Linked DNA regions of Homo sapiens: region 2 is linked to region 1. The links are chromatin contacts, found by Hi-C in ENCODE. All regions are on one chromosome and are shown on one strand. The core of a region is the stretch at or near the end of the contact, and the rest is flanking DNA. Distances in the headings are between cores, read along the strand shown.

Region 1 (5,211 bases), core at 1,226-3,725:
TTCTCCAGTCCTGCTTCTCCTGAGTGGGCCTGGCATTGCTAGTCTAGGCTGAGATAATTTGCCACTTTTCCCATTTTTACAGGTAGGCAGGCTTGGTACTCCAAGTAGGGCAATTCTCCTGGGATGTCCACTTCTTTCTTGCCCCTTTGAGTCAAGTTACTCCCTGCCTCATATTTCCCAGACCACTGCGCTTGGTGTTGAGATGCGCTTTCTGCTGTGAAGGCCTGTGAATCCAATTACAGCTTTCATCCAGAGTTCCAGCTGCTTTCCTTTATATTCCAGAAATACAATGGATCAGTCCACTGTTTTAGACTTTCCAAACTTCACTAGGTCACGTTGCCAGTGCAATGCTCTTACTACCATTGGGGAGTAGTAGGGAGTAGAATTGGTTTTGATGTGCCTTATGTTATGAATGGATGATCTGAGCTATTTGCAAAGATTTGCATAATCATTACATACATTATATACAATCAACCCACATATTCACTTATCCTAAAGCAAATTGAGCTGAAAACAGAACTTCAGTTTTGAACACTTTCTCTCCCTGCCCCCATTCCAGATCCTCTTATTTCGTGTCTGGGAATGCACCACTACACATTCATGTGCCCAAACCTGAAACTTGAGCATCTTTCCTATCTACTCCTTTCCCTTTATACTTCCCATCTAATCACTTACCAATCCCCATCCTTCTATTTCATTTCTCATATATATATATATATATATATATACATATTTTGCTACATCCTCAACACCTCATCTTATTCATTCATTCTTTCGTCTCTGAATTCCTAATACAGGCTCCTAAACAGGTCTCGCTGCTTGATAATCTCAGCCCCTTCCAACTCATATTCCACAATTCTTTCAGTGATCTTGTAAGAATATAGGTCTTATCGTGTCACTTCCTTCTCAAAGTCCAGTTTTGAGTCCTTCGTGTGTTCGGCATGTGATCTGGACTCTGACTTGGCATTTAAGGCACCATGTGATGTAGCTCCCATCTATGCTTCCAGTTCACCTCCCTCCCATTCTGTTCCCCTGCCATCTTTAATTACTAGCAGCCACCAAATGCACCAGGTGGTATCATGCCTCCTTGCTTTTGAGCAGTTTGCTTTTACTAGGATGCCCCCCTCCTGTACTATTTTTTCTAGTTTCTTAAAAACTCTTTGACTATTAGTTCTTCCCAAATGCATTTCCCATCTCACCTTCATCTATGCCTCCATTGCACTTATCTCCATAACTGCCTTTTGCTCCTATTAGATTATGAGTAGGGATTATGTTTTGTTTTGTTGTCTAACACATATGAATAACCCTAATTATAATGATTTCTTAGCACTTGCATGCTTTTTCACTCAGCCATGAAAATAATGGCTGCATAGTTGCCTCATATATTTAATTTAACATATTAAGTTATTCATTTTAACTCATACTTACCTTATCAGGTAAGCTACTGTTATTTTTATTTTCATTTTGTAAAATGAAGGTGCAGATTGCTTAGGAAGTTTCCCCAAGTTACACAGTTGCTAAGTGACAGAGCCAGGATTTGAACTGAGACATCTGACTCCAGAGGTCACTTTCTTGTTCATGCTGCTTGAGGGCTGCCCTGGGTGCTTGATAAATATCTCATTTGTGGACATTAAGATGGGAGTAAGAACTTTGGGAAGATACTCCTTACCCTTCTAGACCATTTGTACCTCTTAAAAGAGGCAAAATGTTTAAGCTGGTACTGGGACCTTTTCCCACTTATGGCTTTCTCCTCATGAGTCCATAGTGTAGTATGTACCTTCCTTTACTCTCTGACCCTTCGCATGATCAGTGTTTTCTTTCTTAGAACATAATCCAATACCCTTACAATCATGATAATGATGATGCGAGTTAACATTTCCAGGATGTTGACTGTATCATATTAAAAAATTTACCACTGACAGTAGAATAAAGCCCCTATAGACCTTGGTAAAGAAATTTTAAACAAAATTTGTTGTATGTATTCATGCCATAAAGGCAACAATCCCCACTGCTTGCATGCAAGCTGCCCTTTTTGGGATTTTAAGCTTCTTCCTGCTGTCATCGGGATGTAAAGGCTGACTTGATCCTTTTTTGACTAGCCCCAGCCTGCACCCCTCAGAAACCTGACTTAATTTTCTCTCCTACCACCACTCAGTCCCACACCTGGGGAAGCCACAATGCAATTAATAGTTGCATTACTTAGGGAAATTATTCAATCTTGCTGAGCCACAGTTTCTGTCTCAGTTTTTTTTCTGTTGTTGTTTGTTTTGTTTTTTTGAGATAGGGTCTCATTCTGTCACCCAGGCTGGAATGCAATTGCATGATTATAGCTCACTGCAGACTCGATTTCCCAGACTCAAGAGATCCTCTTGCCTCAGCTCCTGAGTAGCTAAGACTACAGGTGCATGCTTCCATGCCTGGATAAACTTATAAAATTTTTTGTAGTGATATGGTCTCACTATATTACCCAGTTTGGTCTGGAAATCCTGGCCTCAAGTGATCTTCCTGCCTCAGCCTCCCAAAGTTCTGGGATTACAGGTGTGAGCCACCCGCTCTGGCACTTACCTCTTTCAAATGAGAGTAACAATTATTCCTGCTTCATAGAGTCACCTCCTCTGGTCTGTCTTCCCTGACCCTGTCATCTCAGGAAAGAATTAACCTCCTCTTCATTTTAGTGCTTATCTACTTTGCTCGGACCAATGTGTGCGTCACACTCTACTGTAATTGTTTGTTTATTTGTCTGCCCCACCTACTGAATAGTTAATATCTCAAGGACAGGGACAATATCATAGTTTTGAGTCCCTTATCCCTAGATCACCTGTTGGACTGAATTTCCACAACTACCACCCACCTTTCTCGAGAGTCTCTCAATTGTAGCTGCTTTACATCCATAAAGCCACCCACATCATCCACTTGGATTTCAAATCACTTGAGTAAAACTGAGGGGGTAACATACTAGGGATCCTACTCACCTTAGACAGGAGAACACAGAAATGCTTCTGGTCATGGTATTCAAGCTTTGTCCCATCAAACCATACTAACCAGGCCATCCTAAGTCTAAGGGATGGACAAGAACTTCTGCTGATGATTCAGCCAAAATATCTATGACATCTTACAAGAGGTTTCCATTTCTACACCAGAATTTAGACAGGAGGTGAACTGTGAGTTGATTTCCGGAAGAGTGGCTCTGAATGGGGGGCGGGGTTGTTGGAGACATGCTGTCGAGAGGTGTCTGAGTCTGCAGAATTTGTGATGATAGCCGGTTCCTTGGATAGTACTCTTCCTCATCCTCTTCCAAATCTCATGGTCTATTACAGCTTAGGTGTCCAGAGATTCGTTTGTGCTGAATATTATTTGGAACATTGAATCAAGCATACATCTTTTTAATAGTTAGGGTTATCCCTCTCTCCGGGGATAATTTCACCTGGGACATTGAGGAAATGGAGCTTGGAGTATGTGCACTTCCTGTCATCAAAGAGAGGAGGAGAGGGCGAGCACATTCCGAGTGTGAGCAAGCGGAACCCCTCCTACAGATGTGCCTTTCACTCTCATTTCCTGCTCCAGACCAACCCTTCGGAGATTATTTTCAGGGAGATCTCCCTCTTCTTGTGAGGCCAGAGACTTTTCTAGTTATAAGGCTGGTGCATGTGACGTGTCTGGGCAAGCATACAGCAAAACCACAGAGAAACCAGGGATTAAAGAAATGAAACTGGGCAAACTAAAAAACGCCTTTTGCAGAACTTCTCTTAAGCTTGAGATAAACACCTCCACCTTCCCTCCTCCCTCTTCAAGTTCACAGTTTATTTTTCACTGTGTTCAGCTTGTGGCAGTAACCTCTACTAGAGAGAAGGGAAAATGAGTTGTCCTAATGAGGTGGCTTCCCTAAGCAGCACAATCCTCTGAGTTCAGGACTGAAAGAAAGTGAGAAGAATCCCTCCTGGGATGAGATCTTAAAAGGCAAGGAAACAACGGCCTCAGTCATTTGAGGATGAGTGCATTTTCCCAGTGGGTGCATTGAGAACCATCTTCCTTCAGGCATACTCTGTGGACTTGTGATTTCGGCACTGGCCCAGTCTAAGTCACAAAGAGCAGACAACTCTGTCCCCTTTTCCAGAAATATCAGACTTATGGGAAGATTTCTTCTGCAGATTCCTGTCTTCTTTCTCTTACCTGTAATGAATCATATCTGAATGATGCTTCCACCGGCCAAGTTCCAAGTGCCATCTTTTCCTTCAAGGAAAAGGCCCATAAGTCCTCTCAAGCGATTCTCAGCCTTGGCATATGCAGTGGCTTCATTCAGATTCCAGCAAAAAGGAATTGGCAGGGCATGAATAAGGGCAGAAGGTAATTGAGGAGCCGGGGCTGGTTTTAAGGCAGTACAGAGCCCAGCTCCACGAGCTGAGCTGGAAGGAATTTGCTGTCTGTGCCAGAGGTCATAAAGAGCTGCTGAGCTAGTTGAGCTTTCTAGTGCTCAGAAGCAAATCGATCAGATGAGCTGCAACTGTGGCTCTGCCACAGACCATGAGCTAATGCAGGCTGTACCCAGTGAGCCAGTGCCGCGGGCACTGGAGCCGGCAGTGGGAGAGGGTGAGCCGACATAGCTAATGCCTAACGCCAGGAGGGAGAGACAAAGGGGCCTCTTCTTTAACACTGTGAATAGCCCCAGAGTGAATACAGCCTTCGACAGCTGTGGTTTCATTCTCATCACCGCTGGGCGAGTTGGGGGTGCTAATTGTGAAGCTGGAGAGCTGTTAAAATCAGACCAGATTTGTTAAAGGAGAGGAGTAAGATGATACTTCAGACCAGTATCTGCAGTGGCACAGGCACAAAAGCCCTATCTCAGGAGAAGGAATGAAAGGAAGGCAAAAAGGCCGTGAGAAAATGAAAGAAGCTGGTTGATTGACCCCTCCTCTGTGTCGCCTCAGCAACTTGTCCATATCATTGTTACAGCACTTACCACACAGTTGTAAGACGGTAAGGAAGATTTCTCATTTATTGAGCTTTTACTATATGCCAAGCACTGTTAAAGGAGTTTAACATACATCATTTCATTTAATCCAAATTCAGAGAGGTTAAGTGACTTTCCCAAAGATGTGTGTACACACACACACACGCACGCATATATATGTGTATGTGCACATTTATGTGTGTGTGTGTGTGTTTGCATGAGCATAGCTATTGAGTTAGTCAGGTTCCAAATCTAGTTTTCCA
Region 2 (5,215 bases), core at 739-3,238, 570 kb after region 1:
GGCAATTTGACCCCGTTGGGAACACCCACAGATCAGGCCCAGTTCCCCTGCTGGCCGCCATGTGGCTGCCTGTGCCCCTTGCAGCCAGTCAGCCCCCTGGTGGCCCTCACCAGACTGTCCCACACCCCTGACACGGGGCTGCAGATGTTGCCGTTCTATTTTAGACCACAGCACAAGGAGGTGGAGGGGACAAATGTGCCTCACACCTCATGCATAGTACCAGGACCTTGGCTGCCTCTGCTCCTTGTTTCAGGACTTGGGGTGGAGTCCTTGAAACACTTCACACAGCACTTTACACTCTATAAGGCATGGGTGGCTCTTGCCATCTACCAAAATGAAAAGCCAGCAGCATTGAGGCCTTGAAGTGAACTGCCACAGATCACACCACCAGTAAGAGACAATCTGGACTTGCACACAGTTCTCTCTGGCTTTGGCCCACTGTAGTGATCCATTTTAAAGGAAGAAACTTTAGGCTGGGCACAGTGGCTCACGCCTATAATCCCAACACTTTGAAAGGCCGAGGCAGGAGGATCACTTGAGGCCAGGAGTTGGAGACCAGTCTGAGGAAAACAGTGAGACCTTGTCTCTACAAAAAAATTACAAAACTTAGCTGGGCATGGTGGCACGCACCTGTAGTCTCAGCTACTTGGGAGGCTGAGGCGGGAGGATCCCTTGAGCACAGGAGTTTGAGGCTGCAGTGAACTATGATCATGCCACAGCACTCCATCAAGGGTGACAGAGCAAGACCCTGACTCAAGAAACAGAGAGACTTAAGAATTATCAACTCATGAAACAACTACTCCTACTTCTGGTTTTATAGTTCAGTTCCAAAAACAGTATATTATATTTCCCTCTATACTTTCATCTAATATAGTTCAAATTTGAAAGTACCAGTTTTACTGGACCACTTAGTTGAAATACATGACCCAAGAAACCAAATACTCTTACCAATTACAAATGTGTTTTTACATATTAACTGCCACTTTGGGTCTGTAATCAATTCAGAGCTTGTTAGATAAACAAAAAGTCATCTCCTTTGTTTGAGGTTTATGTGTAAGTTAATAAACGTATTATTCATTTCCAGCGCTGTCAGCATTTGGTCTTTAGCTCTGATGTATATTAAAAACAACTGCATGAATGGTACGTGTGTGTAAGAACATATACAGCTCATATATTCATTACAGAGATACATGCAAAAGCACAGAGCATATTTTTAAATCCTGGGATCAATATAGTACCATATTCTTAAGTAGCTGTTGAGATGAAACACACATACCCTAAAATTTGTACAGCTTCTCAGTAGGAGAAAGCTCCAGAAACAGCATGAAAAGTCACACCAGCTGCTGAAGAGGAAGCTGCCTGGGCCTTGAAACACGCTGCAACTGGACTAATGTCTTCCGATATTATGTCATTAATAAAAATCTATCATCTCAAACTTACGCATCTGAGTCTCATTTTTTAAATGTGCTCTTTATTTTTGTCCTCAGACTACCCTGCAGCTCCTAGATCTTGTTTCGTTCTGGGTGGAAAGGAGAGAAGAGGTGGGTCACTCCCCGGCTAGCCCACAGTCCTGGAACTCTTAGCCATTTTGTCTGGTGATGAATGCAGGCCTGAGAAATATCTAAGGAAAAAACTGCGGTGATCCAGATCATAATATATGATAACAGTTTGTAGGTTTAAAAAAATGCAAAGAAACAGAAAAGCCAAAAAAATCTAATCAGACCTGGTTTTGATGTGTGCAGTTTACTTTTATTTTATTGGCAGTTAAAACTCGTCTTGTATTTGGAAACATTTTGAAATTTGTCCCTGTAATGTTTTCAATTAGAAGCTTTCTTGCATGTGATGCATCAAGGGAAAAACAACACTTAGAGTTAGAACTAAGGTACTCCCAGAGACAAATATGATTAATGGGATAATCTTGTAGATTACAATAGTTAGAGGCAGTTCCTGCCATTCCCTGCTCTCCAAGGACTGGGACTACTCACTCCAGTACAAACAGCTGCACATTCCTCAATACCATTATTATCCAACGCAAGGCCACATTCAGCATGTTAAAATTCCTATAATATCCACATTTGGCAATTTCCTATTGTGCAACTTCAGTTTCAGAAGTTAAAGCTTCAAGTTCCATGTGATTACTTGATAGAGTTTACAAATGGAATTGATTTTCTCAAGCGCCATTAAAGGTTGCTCTGTGAGAAACCAAACAAAGACTGCCCCAACAAGCAAAACAGCTTTTATGTGGCACATTGAAAATATAAAGGGCAGTCCTGTCATCTACCAGTCAGTCCCCCAGAGTCCCCCCTGAGGGGCAGGTGAACGTTTTTATTCCTGTTTTACAGGGAAGAAACAATCACAGAGAAGTTAAGAGACTTGTGCGGGGCTTGGCTGAACTGATGGTGGAGAAAGGATTAAGAAAGCCAGACTCCCTGTCTCTGGCTCCCATGTTCAATCCACCAGGAAAGCCAGCTGCTTCTAAGACAATTGCTCAGCTCCACCACAAGGAAAATATAAATTCCCCTCTATCTCCACAAACGATGCAAGCTATAGTGGTAGTGGGCAAAATCTGATTGTAACCTTTTTCTTTTTTCTTTCTATGGTAGAGATAAAGAAAGCCTTTGGAGAGGCCAGGAGCCTTGGCTCATGCCTGTAATCCCAGCACTTTGAGAGGCTGAGGCTGGTGGATCACCTGAGGTCAGCAGTTCGAGACCAGCCTGGACAACATGGTGTAACCCCGTTTCTACTAAAAACACAAACATTAGCTGGGCTATGCACCTGTAATCCCAGCTACTCGGGAGGCTGAGGCAGGAGAATTACTTGAACCCAGGAGGCGGAGCTTGCAGTGAGCCAAGATCATACCACTGCACTCCAGCCTGGGTGACAGAGCGAGACCCCATCTCAAAAAAAAAAAAAAAAAAAACGGCCTTTAAAGAACCCCTAGTAAATTATTTCTGGGCAACAAAATTCCCTTTTAGATGTGTCCCACTCAATTTCCCAAATTAGCTTCTTTTCTTCCTTAACATTTTGGGGATACACTGACTAATCTACACTTTCTCAACTCTAAGCAGACTCCTCCTTGATTAATATGTTGGATCCTTCAATATTTTTTCTATTTGCCCAGAAGTTTTTAGCCTCCTGACATTCGTCTGCAAATTGGCTCCAACGACAAGACATAAAGCTGGCTCTAAGGAAAACTGTAACCCAAAGGAACTTTTTCCTCTGTACCTTGCTTCCTCCTGGTGGCACCATTTTCCACCAAAAGCTGGAGAGAATCCTCCCAAGAAAATCAGCATTTTAGGTCAGTTTTTCTAGTAAAGCCAGCAAAATACAAAACTGTTCATATTAAGATATAAATAGCTGATGCCAGCTTAAAGTGCTCCTAGGCATTTGCATATTGCAAGACCCAAAGCTTGAAACTGTGGAGAAGCTCTGGTGTGTAACAGGTGGAGGGAGACCTCGTACTCCCTGAAATCATCCCATATGCCAGGGGCTCCTAAACTTTAGAGTGTATTAGCATCACCTGGAGGGCTCCTTAAAGCACAGATTGCTGGTCCCACCCTTAGAGTTTCTGATTCAATAGGTGTGGGATGAGGCCCAAGAATTTGCATATTTAACCAACTCCCAAGTGATGCCACTGATTGGTGGGTCACGCTTTGAGCAGTGCTGATTTCAATACTGCATGTTCCATGGACACAGGAAGACAGTCCCAGCAAGAACTGTTCACAATGCCCAGAATCAAATAAAGCCATAGCCCCAACCTGGGGGCAGGGCATGGCATGGGGGATGACCTAAGAGAACCTGAGTGGGTAGAATGGAGATTTTGGCTAAGTGGCCTTGCTTTGCAATTCTTTCTGACCCAGGCCAACCAGGAAAAGAGACCCTTGAGCTTGGGGCACTTTATCAAGGACACCTTTTCAGAGTGTTTAGATTTGAGGATGGCTAACCAGCACTCTAATTGACCTCAGCTGTCACATTGGTACACAAAGATGTTGCTCAGTACCCAGGGACCCACCATCGGGGGTTTATAGATCAATATCCACACCTTGAACTGCACTTGAAAGTAAATTAAAACCCACACAAACTGCACCGTGAACAAGCCAAGGTGTGAGCAATGATTTGCAAAAACTCTTCAATTAGAGTTAATCGGAAATGTCTCTTGCTTTTTTTCTTCCATTCCACCTAGAATGCTAGTGATTTTATTTTTCTTTCAGACATCGCAGATGTTGTTTGGGGGAATCGTACAACACTATCTAAAAACCTGAACTTTGGAGAGTGTATACAAATTGGAACCTATTATCAAATAGAAAATATGTAAGTCAATTTATGTACCCACAAAACCTAAGGAAAACAGTCACTAAAATCCAACTTGTCTTCAACATGGATGTTAGTGATGTCACTCAGCATCCATATTATAAGGGGGTGTGAGAGAGAGAAATTGAGAGGCGATATACAAACTGCCTCCTTACTTCTCCACCTATAAAAAAAATAAAGAATAGGCCGGGCACGGTGGCTCACACCTGTAATCCCAGCACTTTGGAAGGCCAACGCAGGTGGATTACAAGGTCAGGAGTTCAAGATCAGCCTGGCCAAGATGGTGAAACCCCGTCTCTACTAAAAATACAAAAAAAAATTAGCCGGGCATGGTGGTGGATGCCTGTAATCCCAGCTACTCAGGAGGCTGAGGCAGAGAATTGCTTAAACCTGGGAGGCGGAGGATGCAGTGAGCCGAGATCGCGCCACTGCACTCCAGTTTGGGTGACAGAGCGAAACTCCATCTCAAACAAACAAACAAACAAACAATCTATATATATATACAAACAAACAAACTACATATATATATATATATATATATATATATATGGTTTCAATTTCATACAGTGAAAAAATTTAAAAATGTGAGGGGGTTGCCGGGGGGGCGGGGACAGAGAGCATCAGGATAAATAGCTAATGCATGCTGAACTTAATACCTAGGGGTTGGGTTGATGGGTGCAGCAAACCACCATGGCACACGTTTACCTATGTAACAAACCTGCACATTCTGCACATGTATCTCGGAACTTAAAATACGATGAAATTTTTTTTTAATGTGAGACATACTTTCAATGTCTCAAGTATGTCTTTTGGTATAAAATACATCTAAATTAATTTTTTGTCTCCATGGAATTGGAGGGCACACCACATAGGTTTTTCAGACTTGGAAAAGCATAGCTTCTCT

What was found. Hi-C counts contacts between places; a loop is a spot of excess contacts on that map. Pooled maps may share reads with other maps.
Region 2: a map of heart right ventricle shows a loop between it and region 1 (4-fold over the local background). The contact joins the enhancer-like site here to the promoter of LINC03092 in region 1. A Hi-C loop is called at or near these places in 11 of 168 maps with a recorded cell type or tissue (adrenal gland, cardiac septum, endothelial cell of umbilical vein and 4 more), 1 of 37 single-sample maps with no recorded cell type and 13 of 50 pooled maps.

Annotation. Positions count from the first base shown.
Region 1 is chr18:55,993,736-55,998,946 of GRCh38, forward strand. It overlaps LINC03092 (long intergenic non-protein coding RNA 3092), which reads left to right and starts at 2,476. Exons shown (of 2, transcript XR_001753454.2): 1 at 2,476-4,974.
Region 2 is chr18:56,563,728-56,568,942 of GRCh38, forward strand. No RefSeq gene overlaps it. Among named protein-coding and RNA genes, the nearest start is that of TXNL1, 72 kb to the right of the region's middle. RefSeq lists an enhancer at 1-106. Within about 2 kb of position 1,989, at least 2 of the 41 ENCODE cell types and tissues checked have a DNase peak (open chromatin) inside an H3K27ac peak, as active enhancers do.